Regions from separate parts of the Homo sapiens genome. Here all the other regions are linked to region 3. The links are chromatin contacts, found by Hi-C or POLR2A ChIA-PET in ENCODE. All regions are on one chromosome and are shown on one strand. Each heading gives the region's core, a stretch centred on a gene start or an enhancer-like site at or near the end of the contact. The rest is flanking DNA. Distances are from core to core; before and after follow the strand shown. Region 1 has its middle 19 kb from the start of SOCS2. Region 2 overlaps PLXNC1 (plexin C1). Region 3 overlaps CRADD (CARD and death domain containing adaptor protein). Region 4 overlaps PLXNC1 (plexin C1).

Region 1 (3,118 bases), core at 509-3,008, 260 kb after region 3:
TTCCCTCTCCAGAACCACCTTCCAGTTGTAGGAAATCAGTTTCATTGTTCCTAGAACTGGCCACCCAATCTGGTGTCAGGAGTGGGTGCAGAGGATAACTGGTATGAAAAGAAACAAACACAAAAGGGGAGAGAGAAGGCAGGAAACCAGGATAAGGGGACAGAGAGTAGGGAACTGGAGAAACTTTTACTATAGTTGTGCTTAATCGATGTCCTTTGAACAGAACTAATTGAAGATGATATTATTACACATACCAAAAAAAAAAAAAAAAAAAAAGCTTTCTCAGTCCTACCCTAGGGTTTTTAAAGACAGCTGTCTATGAAGCCACAGTCAAGGCATAGAGCCATGTGCCTGTCCCATAGCTGTGAATGTCTCTGATCAAGGCTGGGACGAAGTTGTTGAGGCCTTTCCACTAGGTTTCTCAGACATCTTTTCTAGAATAGAGATTTAACTTCAAGGGCAATTAATTAGCAAATAAACAAGTTTATTCGATCTCAATGGAAAATATGCTGTTTAAAAATGAACAGTATTTTAAGGAAAACCCTCAGCTATGTGTACAACTTGAAAGACAGAATTTATTTCCATCTGAAATATGCATGGGAACAACCTTTTGGGAATGTGATTTGAAAGTAAATATCTATTAAAATGTTAAGTGCCATGTACCCTTGGGCCCCAAAGTTCCACTTCTAAGAATGTACTCAACATATATGTTCCCATAAGCACACAGCAACAATTAGCACACAGATTTGTACCGCACCGTTGTTTGTAATAGCACGAAACTGGGAACAACCTGTATATCCACTAGCAGGAGACTGATTCAATCAGTAATGGTACATTCATATCATGGAATATTGTGCAGCTGTTGAAAAGAATGAGGCAAAGCCTTATGTTGCCATGAAGATATAAATAGATATATAGAGAGAAAGGTAGACATAGAGAGTCCAAATATTAAATTTTAAAAGCAAATTGCAGAGCAGAAAGTATAGTACAATAATATTTGTGTGTGCTTTAAAACATGATTTAAATAGAGGCTTCGACTGCATTAAAAAAATTCTGGAACAATAAAAAGGAAACTTTTAATAATAGTTACCTCTGGGGAGTGGGACGGGAGTTGGACAATTTTTTCATTTTGTGCACTTCTGAACTGACTAAATTTTGAACCATGAGCATGTTATCACTTTTAGAATAATTGAAAAACTAGCTCCTAAGAAGAGGTTGTATTTACCCTGCATTAACAAAAACAAAAGGGATGCTCTTATCTGGGACAATCTATAGAAGCCACATCCCTGGCCACATTCTCATATACGGTCTAGTGAGACCCTTAAGACTACGTGAAAAGATTAAAATAACCCATGAGATATGCGGCAAAAACATTGCACCCAGCCGTCTGCTCTCAATACCACACTCATCTGGTGCGCTTCCAAAGTGAAACGCCTTGACGTTGGTCAGCCTGTGACCGGCTCCTTGCTGCCGACGCTGGGTTACATAAGGTCCTGGGAGACCCGAGCGGCGCCCCGGACGCGTCTGGGAGGAGCCGCCACGCCACAGCTCCGTGGGGCTCCGCACTCTACCCTGGCCACAGACAAAAAGAACTTCTGCTGCATCACCCCGTGGCGCCAGGATCACTTCCCTCTTGAGAGACAGTGTGTGCACATCGTAGACGCTAGAGCCAGCCCCTGCAGGAACTCCGTTTGAAAATTCTTCAAGGAGAAATAACCGAAACTCTGAGATTCCTCTTGCCGCAGACAGACAGACAGACAGCCACACACGAACGCACACACGCTTTCTCCTCGCTCCCATCTTGTTCATTCTCCCTTAACTAGTTCCTAGAAATATCTAGCCGGGCTAATTCATTTCCGTTCCTTGTATATGTAAATCAAGGTCAAGTCGCTTCCAGTATCTCGGGCTGAGCCTTGTTTTTTTTTTTTTGTTTGTTCGTTTGTTTTTTTTTTAAAAAACACCTCCCTTTCTAACCATAAAAGCTCTCTCTTCTGGCGCTTCATTAGCCTAGTGATTAAATGTCAAGTCTCCCGAACAAGCTGGATTTGAAGGTCTGTAACGTAACTACTTCTTCCAAATCGAAAATGTTTACTCTCCTAAAATTTATATTTCAATAAAGCGTTAAAAAAAATTAGTCATTTTGTTCCAAGAGTGTTCGGAGGCTAAACTGCACTGCCAACAAGTAAAAACTTGTTATCCAGACCATTAGTGTTAAGGGAAAAGCCAGTAAGTTTAAAGAAAAAGTAACTCATCATATTACCAGGTAATCACTCTCATTTCTTCACTAACAATACCTAATTTGCTCTTCAAATAATTATAATATAAATGAAGAAAAGGATTGTACTTTTCATGTGTACACTGGGAAGCTAACTTTTTTTTTTTTTTTTTTTTTTTTTTTTTTTTTTTTTTTGAGGCGGAGTCTTGCTCTGTCGCCCAGGCTGGAGTGCAGTGGCGCCATCTCGGCTCTGCCTGCTGGGTTCAAGCGATTCTTTCTGCCTCAGCCTCCGGAGTAGCTGGGATTACAGGCACGTGCCACCACGCCCAGCTAATTTTTGTATTTTTAGTAGAGACAGGTTTCACCATGTTGGCCAGGATGGTCTCGATCTCCTGACCTCGTGATCCGCCCACTTCGGCCTCCCAAAGTGCTGGGATTACAGGCCTGAGCCACCACGCCCATACGGGAAGCTAACTTTTAATAGTTCGTTTCTCCTAAACTCTGCTCTCCTCTCCAAAAAAACTGTTCTTGTTAGAACAGTAAACAGCAATCAGACTCAAATTAATCCCAGAGTAGTCTCTCTGGTTACCAGATTGAGAAATGTTATTGGAAAATAAAAGGGAAAAAGTGCCTTTTTCTAAAATCTTGGGTGCTAGTCTTGCGTCGGTAGCTAAAACTGTATTTTACTGTATCAGTAATGCTTAAAAGTCCAAATACAGTACTTGCTTATTCTTTTTTTTTTTTGAGACTGAGTCTCGCTCTGTCACCCAGTCTGGAGTGCAGTGGCGCGATCTCAGCTTACTACAACCTCCACCTACCGGGTTCAAGCCTCCTGAGTAGCTGAGATTATAGGCGCGCACCACCACACCAGGCCAATTTTTGTATTTTTGGTAGAGATGGAGT
Region 2 (2,976 bases), core at 293-2,792, 410 kb before region 3:
TGTGGATGACAGTAACAAGAAAGCTTTTATTACAGATTAGGGCATCCAAAGCTGTGAGACTTTCATTCTTGTCGTTGGCGTCTCTGTTCTGATAAAAAGAAAAAAATATATAGTATAATACAAAATCATATATAAGTTTAAAGTTAGAAAGTAGACCCACAATGGGTTTTCCAAGACAATGAATTATTCAATATTGAATTCATGATCCAAAAAAAACCCACAATAAAAATTCAAAGTAATAATAATAGAGATGATAGTGATGATGATAACACTATGAACATCAGGCAGTCACTGGGCTAAAAATGAAAACGTAGAGACTTACATGCATATCTTCAGTGAAGATGTGGGTGAAGCCACCTGACTGAGAGGAAGGAGACACTTTTATTATTCATAACATCCAAAGGAAATGAAGAGTGTATTTTTGTTATAATACCCAAGTCCGTTTTAATAAAGTAGAGACACTATTTGCTAATCTGAAGCGCCCCTGGGTTTATGGTGGCTGCGTATTCTCTAATACATAATAAATAATTATTCAGCTTTCAAGAAACGCCACTGAATTCCGAAAGCCTCTAAGAATAATAATTATCATGGCATTAGTTCCAGGTTTGGTAGATGAAGGTATCATCCCACGTTTTAGAAGAAGTGATTTAAGAGTTAAAGAAGGGGTCATTGATGAAGATTATGCAAATATCAGACCCCTCTTCAAGCAATTTACCTTCTAAAGATAAAGACTAAATTACGTTGTTAAGTTTTACAAGTCTTACCTAAGTAGCATCTACTGTTTCAATACACAATGATATTGAAAGACAGGGGGTAGTTAAAAGCATAGAATCTGGACCAAACTACTTGGGTTCCAGTCCTGGTTTTAATCACATACTGGTCACATGACGTGGGATGTGTTACCTAACCTCTCTGTGTCTGACTTGCCTCATCTCTGAAATGGGGACAGTAATGGTTCCCACCTCAGAGGTTTAGTGTGAAAATAAAATGGGTGCAGAGTAAGTGCCCTGTGTCAGTTATCATTACTGGTTTTATTCCTAATTTATAGCAAACTAGACCACAATGCTATCACCCCACTGGTTTCTAAATGCTAGGTAGCTCTGGAATATAAAAAGGGTTTATAGTGTATCATCAATCTTATTAAAAATCAATGGTTAAACTTTAAAAGTATGTTAAGCAATACTTTAAGTCCACAGAATGAGACTCTAAACTCAAAACATTCAAGTTTTTCTTCTTTTTTGATAATAATAGAAACTTTGAGCTAATTTTATATCTTGTGAAGTAAATTTCTTCTGTAGAGAATTTTGCTTCATAGTTTCAAATCTGCAAGCCCAAGCAAAAGACCTGAAACTATTTTGGCCATATCCTCCCCTAGTAAAAAGCAAAAAAGCCCCAAAAAAACAAACCAAAAAAACCCCCAGACCCTAGGTTTGCATTTTCTGGTTCTTAATATTTTTCTGCTGAACCAACTTCATGTAAATAGACAGGAGAAACAGGTTGATTCTTAATCGTAAATACGGAAGTGCCGCCCTGGTTCTCTCTGTGTGTTTTTTTGTTTGTTTTGTTTTTTTGAGACGGAGTCTTGCTCTGTCGCCCGGGCAGGAGTGCAGTGGCGCGATCTCGGCTCACGGCAACCTCTGCCTCCCGGGTTCAAGCAATTCTTTATTTTTTTTTGAGACGGAATCTCCCTCTGTCGCCCAGGCTGGAGTGCAGTGGCGTGATCTCGGCTCACTGCAACCTCCGCCTCCCAGGTTCAAGCAATTCTTTTTATTTATTTATTATTTTTTTTGAGACAGAGTCTCGCTCTGTCGCCCAGGCTGGAGTGCAGTGTGGCGCTATCTCGGCTCACTGCAAGCTCCGCCTCCCAGGTTCACACCATTCTCCTGCCTCAGCCTCCCGAGTAGCTGGGACTACAGGCGCCCGCCACCATGCCTGGCTAATTTTTTTGTATTTTTAGTAGAGACGGGGTTTCACTGTGTTAGCCAGGATGGTCTTGATCTCGGGTTCAAGCAATTCTCTGCCTCAGCCTCCCGAGTAGCTGGGATTACAGGTGCACGCCACCATGCCTGGCTAATTGTGTATTTTTAGTACAGACGGGGTTTCACCATGTTGGCCAGGCTGGTCCCTAACTCCTGACCTCAAGTGATCCACCCGCCTCGGCCTCCCAAAGTGCTGGGATTACAGGCTTGAGCCACCGCGCCTGGACCCGTGGCTCTCTGAGTTTTAAGGCTGCTTCCTCCTTTCATTCAAATTTCCCTTTTCTTCAGCTTAGATCCTCTGCCTACCCTTATTTCTTCTCCTACTTTATGCAAAGCAAAGAAGAGTCAATAAAATAAAAAGCAAGGCTTTAAAAGCCAAAACCGACAGGCAGAGCAAAGAACCCTGGCCTCCTTTGAGAACCTACAATCTCCTCTGGATTTTGCCTGTTGCTTTTTTGTAGGTGCTGAACACCCAAATCCTACCCCCACAGCCCCCAACCTCCAGGCCTAGAGGATTCGGCTTCTGATCAATCCATAAAGAGCCTAATTAATACCAGGACTTATCTGCAGCCTGGAATGCATTTAAGTGGCATTGTCTTCTTACGATCTGTTTCCCTGTTCTATCTTTTCTTAATTATTATAAAATCAGTTTTGACTTAGGTCTTCTTGAAAGGGTTCTGACAAATTTATGCATGTTTTTTCCTGGGTTCTCTCCTTTAAACAACTTCTGACTTCAATTTTTATGACTTTCCCAGTTGTTTTTCAAGATTATACACAACACTGAGTTAAATCAGTTTGCCTCCTTTGCAACTATCTCTCTTCTCCTAAAATAAGGTAGCATTGTTCCTGGGATCTTTTTTTTTTTTTTTTTTTTGGAAACACTCAACTTGCAACAGTGTTCCTTTACATTCATTACTCTATCTTGTTCTTGATTACCAAATTTAGAAGATAAGAACATTTCTTTTTTCAGGCCACAGATTATTCAGCACTCAAGGGC
Region 3 (3,053 bases), core at 319-2,818:
ATGTCTAGTGGAAACCCTGTTTTCTCCTTCCATCTGAAGATCATCAAAAATAAAAAACAAACCTACACAAAAAACCACCTGCTCTGAGTGAAAGTCAGGATTCAGCCCACATGACTCAGGGACACACTCCCCAGCGGTTGCTGGAGGCACCATCACTCCAACATGTGCAGGAGCAGCGAGGGGTCCACCTCCACAGCCCGCAGCCCGTTGTGCAGGCTCTGGAAGGTGGCCTGCTTCCCGAAGCGCTGCCGCCAACGGATGAAGGCCTCCACCACCTGCGACTGCACGTTGTGGGGGTGGTTGGCCTTACAGCGGTAGATATCCGTCTGGGACAGTCCCAGAGACAGCACCATGGGCTCCCACTCAGGGCCCAGCCTCTGGGCCAGCTGGTTAATCTGCCGGTCTGATGGGGAGCTGTTGAGGATGTGCGAGGGGATCCCAGTCAATCTGTCACCTGAGGAGGAAAAAGACACCCCGGTGAAATGAGCAAGGCAACAAACACATCATTTGGGGGCAGAAATGAGAATCGTGGGGAGAAGAAGGCAATGCTTCCAAATGGCAGAGCCAATTGGCTCTTGTCTTCTTCCTGGGGGCTGCTCTGTACAACGCCATGATTCAGGGCTTCAATGCTGTTAAGTATCTGTGAAAATGTTTTTACAGAAACTTTTTTTTTTTTTTTTTTTGAGACGGTGTTTCACTCTGTCACCCAGGCTGGAGAGCAATGGCATGATGTTGGCTCACTACAAACTCCACCTCCTGGGTTGAAGTGATTCTCCTGTTTCAGCCTCCCAAGTAGCTGGGATTACAGGCAACTGCCACCATGCCCAGCTAATTTTTGTATTTTTAGCAGAGACAGGGTTTCACCATGTTGGCCAGGCTGGTCTTGAACTCCTGACCTCAGGTGATCCACCTGCCTTGGCCTCCCAAAGTGCTAGGATTACAGGCGTGAGCCACAGCACCCTGCCTGTTACAGAAACTTTGAAAGCAACAAAATAAAAATAACTAGAAATCCCACCAGAAAAACTCATTGATAATAACTAGTCTATTTTCTTTGATATATAAAACACACATGAAGGGTTACCTCGTACATGCTGCTTTGTAACAGGCTTTTTTCACTTCTATCCCTTTTACTCAAGGCCAGGCAAGGCATTCTGGGGGAATTCAAGAATGGCTGCACAGACCCCAGCTCCCTCTGGCACTGTCTGTGGCCTTAGTGATGGGGCCTGTTCCAAGGCTGGGAATGCCCCTCCCTGCAGGAAAGGCACGTGCTAGAGGACAAAGGCTAAACCAAACAGCTACCCTCGCCGATGAGGTTGAACTTGAAATATTACCGAGAAAACGTGTAGCTGCTAACAGAAGCCAGAGCCAAGAGGGCTGCTGAGAACAAAATAAACCTAAGAGGCCATAGGGTAGCAGGAAGGGAAGAGAGCGGGGTTTGTTCATAGCAGAGGCCACAAGAGTGGAGTTACCGTTCTGGCAGAGCCCAGAAGAGGAACAGGAAGTATGAGACGGGGCAACGAGGAAATCTGACCTTACACTTCCTGAACTAGATTCTTATTTGCCTGAGGCCAGTCTGCTAAGAAGCATGACATTGAGTGAATGGTTATAAATGTGCCCAGCAAAACCAGTGAGCAGTGCCTTTGGTTATACAGAGGAGCTCCTAACTTCATTAGGGAAGGCCTTCCAGGGGAAGGAGGCTAAAGCTAAGCCCTGAACACTAGGAGGAGGAGCTGGGTGATGAAGGAGGAACAGGGCGTGGCGCATCTCGAGAAGAGAGAATTGCATGTGCAAAGGCCCAGAGGCAGGAGAATCGCAATGGAGGAAGTGAAAGGCACTCACAGCAGCCAAGTGCAGAGATTGAGACGGACTCCAAACATCCAAAGTCATTTGCTAGGTTCAGACATTTGTTTGACAGCACAGTACACTATACTCCCATCCATCAGCATCACAGGGATTCAGGTCAGTCTACTTCATGCTCATCAGTCCACTATTGTGTTTTGATTTATGATTCAATAAGAAGGCAAAGGCACCTTATTACAAGAGCTGATGTTTTCCACAGCCCATGTCTTTGGCCTCTGGGCAGCGGCCAGCACCTTAGAGATGAGTTGCAAAAATATTGTCAAGGGCTCTTTCTGGTGTTTGTCAACACTACAATTTAAAAAACAATGACTATGACGCAATTAGAATACTGATGACACTACTGATCAATAGTTGAGATTAACAGCAATGATTTTACGGCTTGTATAAAAACATAGGCTCATTAAAAAAAAAATAAAGCAACAGAAAACAGCGCAAAGAAGAAAAGAAATCATCCAATATCCCGCTATTGTGTTTACAGTTGGTGACCATCATTCTGGATATCTCTGTATGCACATACACTGGTAGAAGGCTAGATAGAGGGTAATGGGTTCATTTAAAATGATAACATATGACCTTTTCTTTCCAGTAAGAGCTATGTAATTTTGTTTGGATGTAACAGAAGAAAAAGCAGAAGTGAAACAAAATGACATTCTGACCAGCGGTTACAAGTTAACATACTTGAAAACATACACACACACAATTTAATGCACAGAAAAAAGTTACGAAAACTCAAGGGTTAACTGCATGTTTTTATAGAAATACTCTATAATTACTTTACATTTCCTCTCCACTTCCTCACACTTGATTTTTTTTCACTTACATAATTTTTATTTTGCCAGATGCCTAATAGTTATACATTTCTTTAACAATCATCCATGCCCCCTTGCCCCATTGTTTAGTCCTAAGGTGGCATTGTAATGGTTGAATGCTCACCAGTGTTTTGTTGTTGTTGCTGTTGTTACTGTTCTTCATCTGTGGCTTTTCTACTCCTGGGTCTGTTCTTCTGATTTGAGTCATTTGGGTCAATTTCATCACAGGGAGGTTTTTTTTTTTTTTTTTTTTTTTCAAGCAATGCTCATGACTGCCATAGTCTCTTGACTTCTTTCAGGTCAAGGCATCCTGCTTATTGCCTTCACTGGAATAATAACTTAATATTTAGAGAACAATTTTATATTATTTTTATCTTTTTATAT
Region 4 (3,399 bases), core at 559-3,058, 360 kb before region 3:
TGGCAAAGTGTAAGGGAAAAGAGAAAGTGGCCCATTTCCTTGTTAATATGGCATTCAAACAGAACACAGTGAGCTCAACAGACAGGTCAGCTGGCTGCTGTACAGTTATTCATAACAGAGGACTCTGTACAATTATTCATAACACAAGAGCCGTCATTAGGGAGAAAATGCCTCCTTATAGCACCACTGAGACTGCAAGGCAGGAATTCCCTTTTTCCGTAGGGCACGGTTGGCGTGTGCATTTGAAAATGCTTAAATATGCTCCTTGCTCCCTTCTCTCATCCAATGACAGGACTGATGTGTTGTCAAGAGTGGTGCTGCCATAGCAAGGGTCCACTGGCTTTCCAAAGGACCTCACTTGCAATGGTCACTGCCCATGTTGGTCTTCTCTCCATCGCTACCAAGACTGTTGGAAGCTATGTTCATAAGATGGTTACTGGGGAAGCCTCAACACATTAGGATAAGGGACCATTACACTAAACAAAATTCTGCAATTAAGCCACCTTTAAGGTATCTCGTTGACCATGAATCTGAACCTCTTTTTTCTTTATTTTCAAAAGCAATATGTATTTCTACAACATTAGAAGTCCAACTTTTCTTCCAGTTCAACCATTGAGGGTCATCTTCAGCTCCACAAGACGACAAACTCCATGAGAGCAGGCCCATGATGTGACTTGGTTACCGCTGTATCCCCAGCACCTTGCAGAGTGGATGGCATCTGGTGGGCACTCAATATTCGTTAATGAGTGCTAAATGAATGGAGTGCTATCACTAAGCATGTTTGATTGCTAATGGATATTTTACACACAGAAGAAATTTAGCATCCGCTGTGCAAAATGAGACAATACAACGAGGACAAATTAAAATCTTTCCTCTTACCTTTTCTTTACTGCTTCGAATTATCTGAATTTTAGGGCACTTTTTTGCTCCAGACGAAATATCCAGCCAGTTTTCTAAGTTCTCTGAATGTACACAATCTCCTTGAAAAGTGCACCTAAAAAAACGAGGCAACAAAACAGCGACCCCATACGTGTGTTAGTTAAAACAGCGACCCCATACGTGCATTAGTTAAAACTTTCTTATACTTGGCTTCAGTACAAAATGCCAGACCTTGTACAGTGGATTATTGATTTGAGCGAGAATAGGAACATGATGCTAAAACCATGAAAAGCAACAAGAAAACAGCAGAGCATTTTTTTCCATCATGTCTAGGAGCAAAGAACAAATGTAGACAACATGGTGAACTTCGACTCCTGAGCCATCTCTCAAGATGACATCGCCAAATATATCTGAAACACATCCTCCCATGGATTCTGAAATAGGGAGCTCCCTTTTAGAAATGCCTAGCAAAGAACAGCTCAAGGAAGAGTTCACATATTGTATAAATTTTAGGTTTGCTATTCATTCTCAGAATATCAACCTATTGTGTAACTTGATTTTGTTTAAAAATAATAACAAAGTTACTATTTTGTGCTTTGCAGTATGATAATTAAATAGAAAAATTTCAAGGGCAGAGTCTGCCTAAGAATTTGATAAGACATTCCATAACCATCTGCTACATACCATTTATTTAGACAGATACCAAATTATATCAAAAGATATAGGTGAAACATTTTTCCAGGGCCATTTTCCCAAGTCAGCCAGCTCAGAGGCTGACCCAGATAAGTCTTAAGCTGTGGCCAGGGCCAACTACTTTGATAAAGAGATGCTCAGAAGCTGAGTGGTGAGATCACTGGCTTGCTTGATGTGTCAGTCACTCTAGGTCACACTAACTTGGGAACCCTTGCCTCACCAGACGGGGCACCAACCTGGCAAGAAGAACAAATACCAACAGCACGTTATCGCCAAAGGGTGTTGGACTCCACAGATATTCCATTGAATAGCATCAAGGAAAGAACGAAATATTTCTAGTACTACACCTCCTCAAGGCTGAAGATTAAAATGCAGGGGTGGTAAACCAGTGATGGTGAATTTTTAAAAGAAACTGAAAACACATGAATCATGAGATTGAAAAGCAACCAAATGATGACCACATTCAGCTACGGGGAGTCCCGGAGGGGATCCGAGCGGAATGAGGAATGGATGGGCCCAAACAGTGTATTTGGCTTCCTAAAGGTTTTATTTTTTCTCCTTTCTCTACTCTCTCTCTCTTTCAATTCTTAAGAATTTAGGCCTCATGGCTTCATCTTTGAGCTCTGTGTTAATTTGAATATGGCAAAAATAGAACAGGAAGTCAGTGAGTTTCACTAAACGTCATCCCCAAGCACAATACCTTTAGCATGTCACCGGCTTCTGACATTTGGGGAACCCTGCTCCCAATAAGCACATCTGTGTTCCACCTCCCACTACATCTGTGTCAGTTTCTTCTCCAACATTATAACCATGGGGATTTTCATCGGCAATTCTCCAAAGCCATAAATTTATCTGACCCTTGATGGCTAGCTCATCCGTCAAAGACATTAAGTTCAAATTAAACCGCCTGTCAATGTCAGAGAGAGTTTGCAACGGAGAGACAAGCACTGCTGGATTGAAAAACAGAATGACGAAGCTGGTTCTTTCGGTTGTATCTGAAATAGATCATGACTGTCAAAAACTCCCTGCCTCTCATGGGCACTCCGGTTTGTGTAAGGCACTTCCTCTGCCTATAAGAAAAAAAAAAATAAGCCAATTCCGAAGAGACTGGAGTACAAATATTTTTGTTGGCTCTTAATGCTGCCTGGGAGTCAAAGCCTAAGGCTGCCAAAAAAACAAGTGTAAAATATTTCATACAAATAGTGCTACAATTTGCCAATTTGTAGGCAGAAAACAGTAGTGCCACTGAGTTATCACTCCCTTTTCTGAACTCCTATAGCATTTCTTGTCAGAAGTACATATTTCGGTATTTAATCATATGCTGCCTCGAATTACAACTTAACTATTTCATAAGTCTATCTCAGTTCTCCCCAAGTAAGCTCTAAGCTCCTCAAAGAAGGGAGAAGGTCTTTAATATTTCTTTAGCAAATCCCTCAGTGTCTGGCAGCATGATATGCAAATACTAGGGTTTCAATAAATATTTTTGAATGAAAGGATGAAATATGAAATCTCTATAGGTCTTTTCTGTTGCTGATTTTTCTTTCTAGAGTTTTAATTCATGTCTGACTCCTCCTCATGCCAAAGAGACTATTTTTAAAACAAGCAAAAAGTTTAAATCTGGGGACAAATTGGGGGTGAGGTTTCCATTTTACTTTTTGAAAAAAAAAGGGAAAAGAAAGTATAAAATGAACCTTTCATTTTTTATTCTGCATAAGGCAAAAACAAAATCTAACCATGTTAAGCAACTAAACATAAATTCCTTGTTTTTATATATATATAAAAAAACAACCCACCACCTCTGAACTCCTATTCTTTGCCTCTCACCAG

The links. A loop is a pair of places that touch in the nucleus more often than their neighbours do. ChIA-PET counts read pairs that join two places held with the same protein, here RNA polymerase II (POLR2A). Pooled maps may share reads with other maps.
Region 1: a loop to region 3 is called in a pooled map, with 9 times the contacts of the local background. The contact joins two enhancer-like sites. A Hi-C loop is called at or near these places in 1 of 37 single-sample maps with no recorded cell type and 4 of 50 pooled maps. POLR2A ChIA-PET finds 5 or more read pairs at or near these places in 2 of 52 experiments (BJ and activated T-cell).
Region 2: a loop to region 3 is called in a map of OCI-LY7, with 4 times the contacts of the local background. The contact joins two enhancer-like sites. A Hi-C loop is called at or near these places in 1 of 168 maps with a recorded cell type or tissue (OCI-LY7), 2 of 37 single-sample maps with no recorded cell type and 2 of 50 pooled maps.
Region 4: a loop to region 3 is called in a pooled map, with 13 times the contacts of the local background. The contact joins two enhancer-like sites. A Hi-C loop is called at or near these places in 2 of 37 single-sample maps with no recorded cell type and 7 of 50 pooled maps.

The regions. Positions count from the first base shown.
Region 1 is chr12:93,590,076-93,593,193 of GRCh38, reverse strand. It overlaps a transcript of SOCS2 not described here. Among named protein-coding and RNA genes, the nearest start is that of SOCS2, 19 kb to the right of the region's middle. RefSeq lists an enhancer at 1,514-2,073. Within about 2 kb of position 1,758, at least 32 of the 41 ENCODE cell types and tissues checked have a DNase peak (open chromatin) inside an H3K27ac peak, as active enhancers do.
Region 2 is chr12:94,256,722-94,259,697 of GRCh38, reverse strand. It overlaps PLXNC1 (plexin C1), which reads right to left. Exons shown (of 31, transcript NM_005761.3): 18 at 323-361; 19 at 1-88. Among named protein-coding and RNA genes, the nearest start is that of PLXNC1-AS1, 82 kb to the right of the region's middle. Within about 2 kb of position 1,542, at least 2 of the 41 ENCODE cell types and tissues checked have a DNase peak (open chromatin) inside an H3K27ac peak, as active enhancers do.
Region 3 is chr12:93,847,371-93,850,423 of GRCh38, reverse strand. CRADD (CARD and death domain containing adaptor protein) reads right to left here. Exons shown (of 3, transcript NM_003805.5): 3 at 1-454. The coding sequence ends at 153. Among named protein-coding and RNA genes, the nearest start is that of CRADD-AS1, 110 kb to the right of the region's middle. RefSeq lists an enhancer at 1,365-1,464 and a silencer at 2,381-2,430. Within about 2 kb of position 1,568, at least 11 of the 41 ENCODE cell types and tissues checked have a DNase peak (open chromatin) inside an H3K27ac peak, as active enhancers do.
Region 4 is chr12:94,207,185-94,210,583 of GRCh38, reverse strand. PLXNC1 (plexin C1) reads right to left here. Exons shown (of 31, transcript NM_005761.3): 5 at 880-994. Among named protein-coding and RNA genes, the nearest start is that of PLXNC1-AS1, 32 kb to the right of the region's middle. RefSeq lists enhancers at 1,876-2,135, 2,786-2,855. Within about 2 kb of position 1,808, at least 12 of the 41 ENCODE cell types and tissues checked have a DNase peak (open chromatin) inside an H3K27ac peak, as active enhancers do.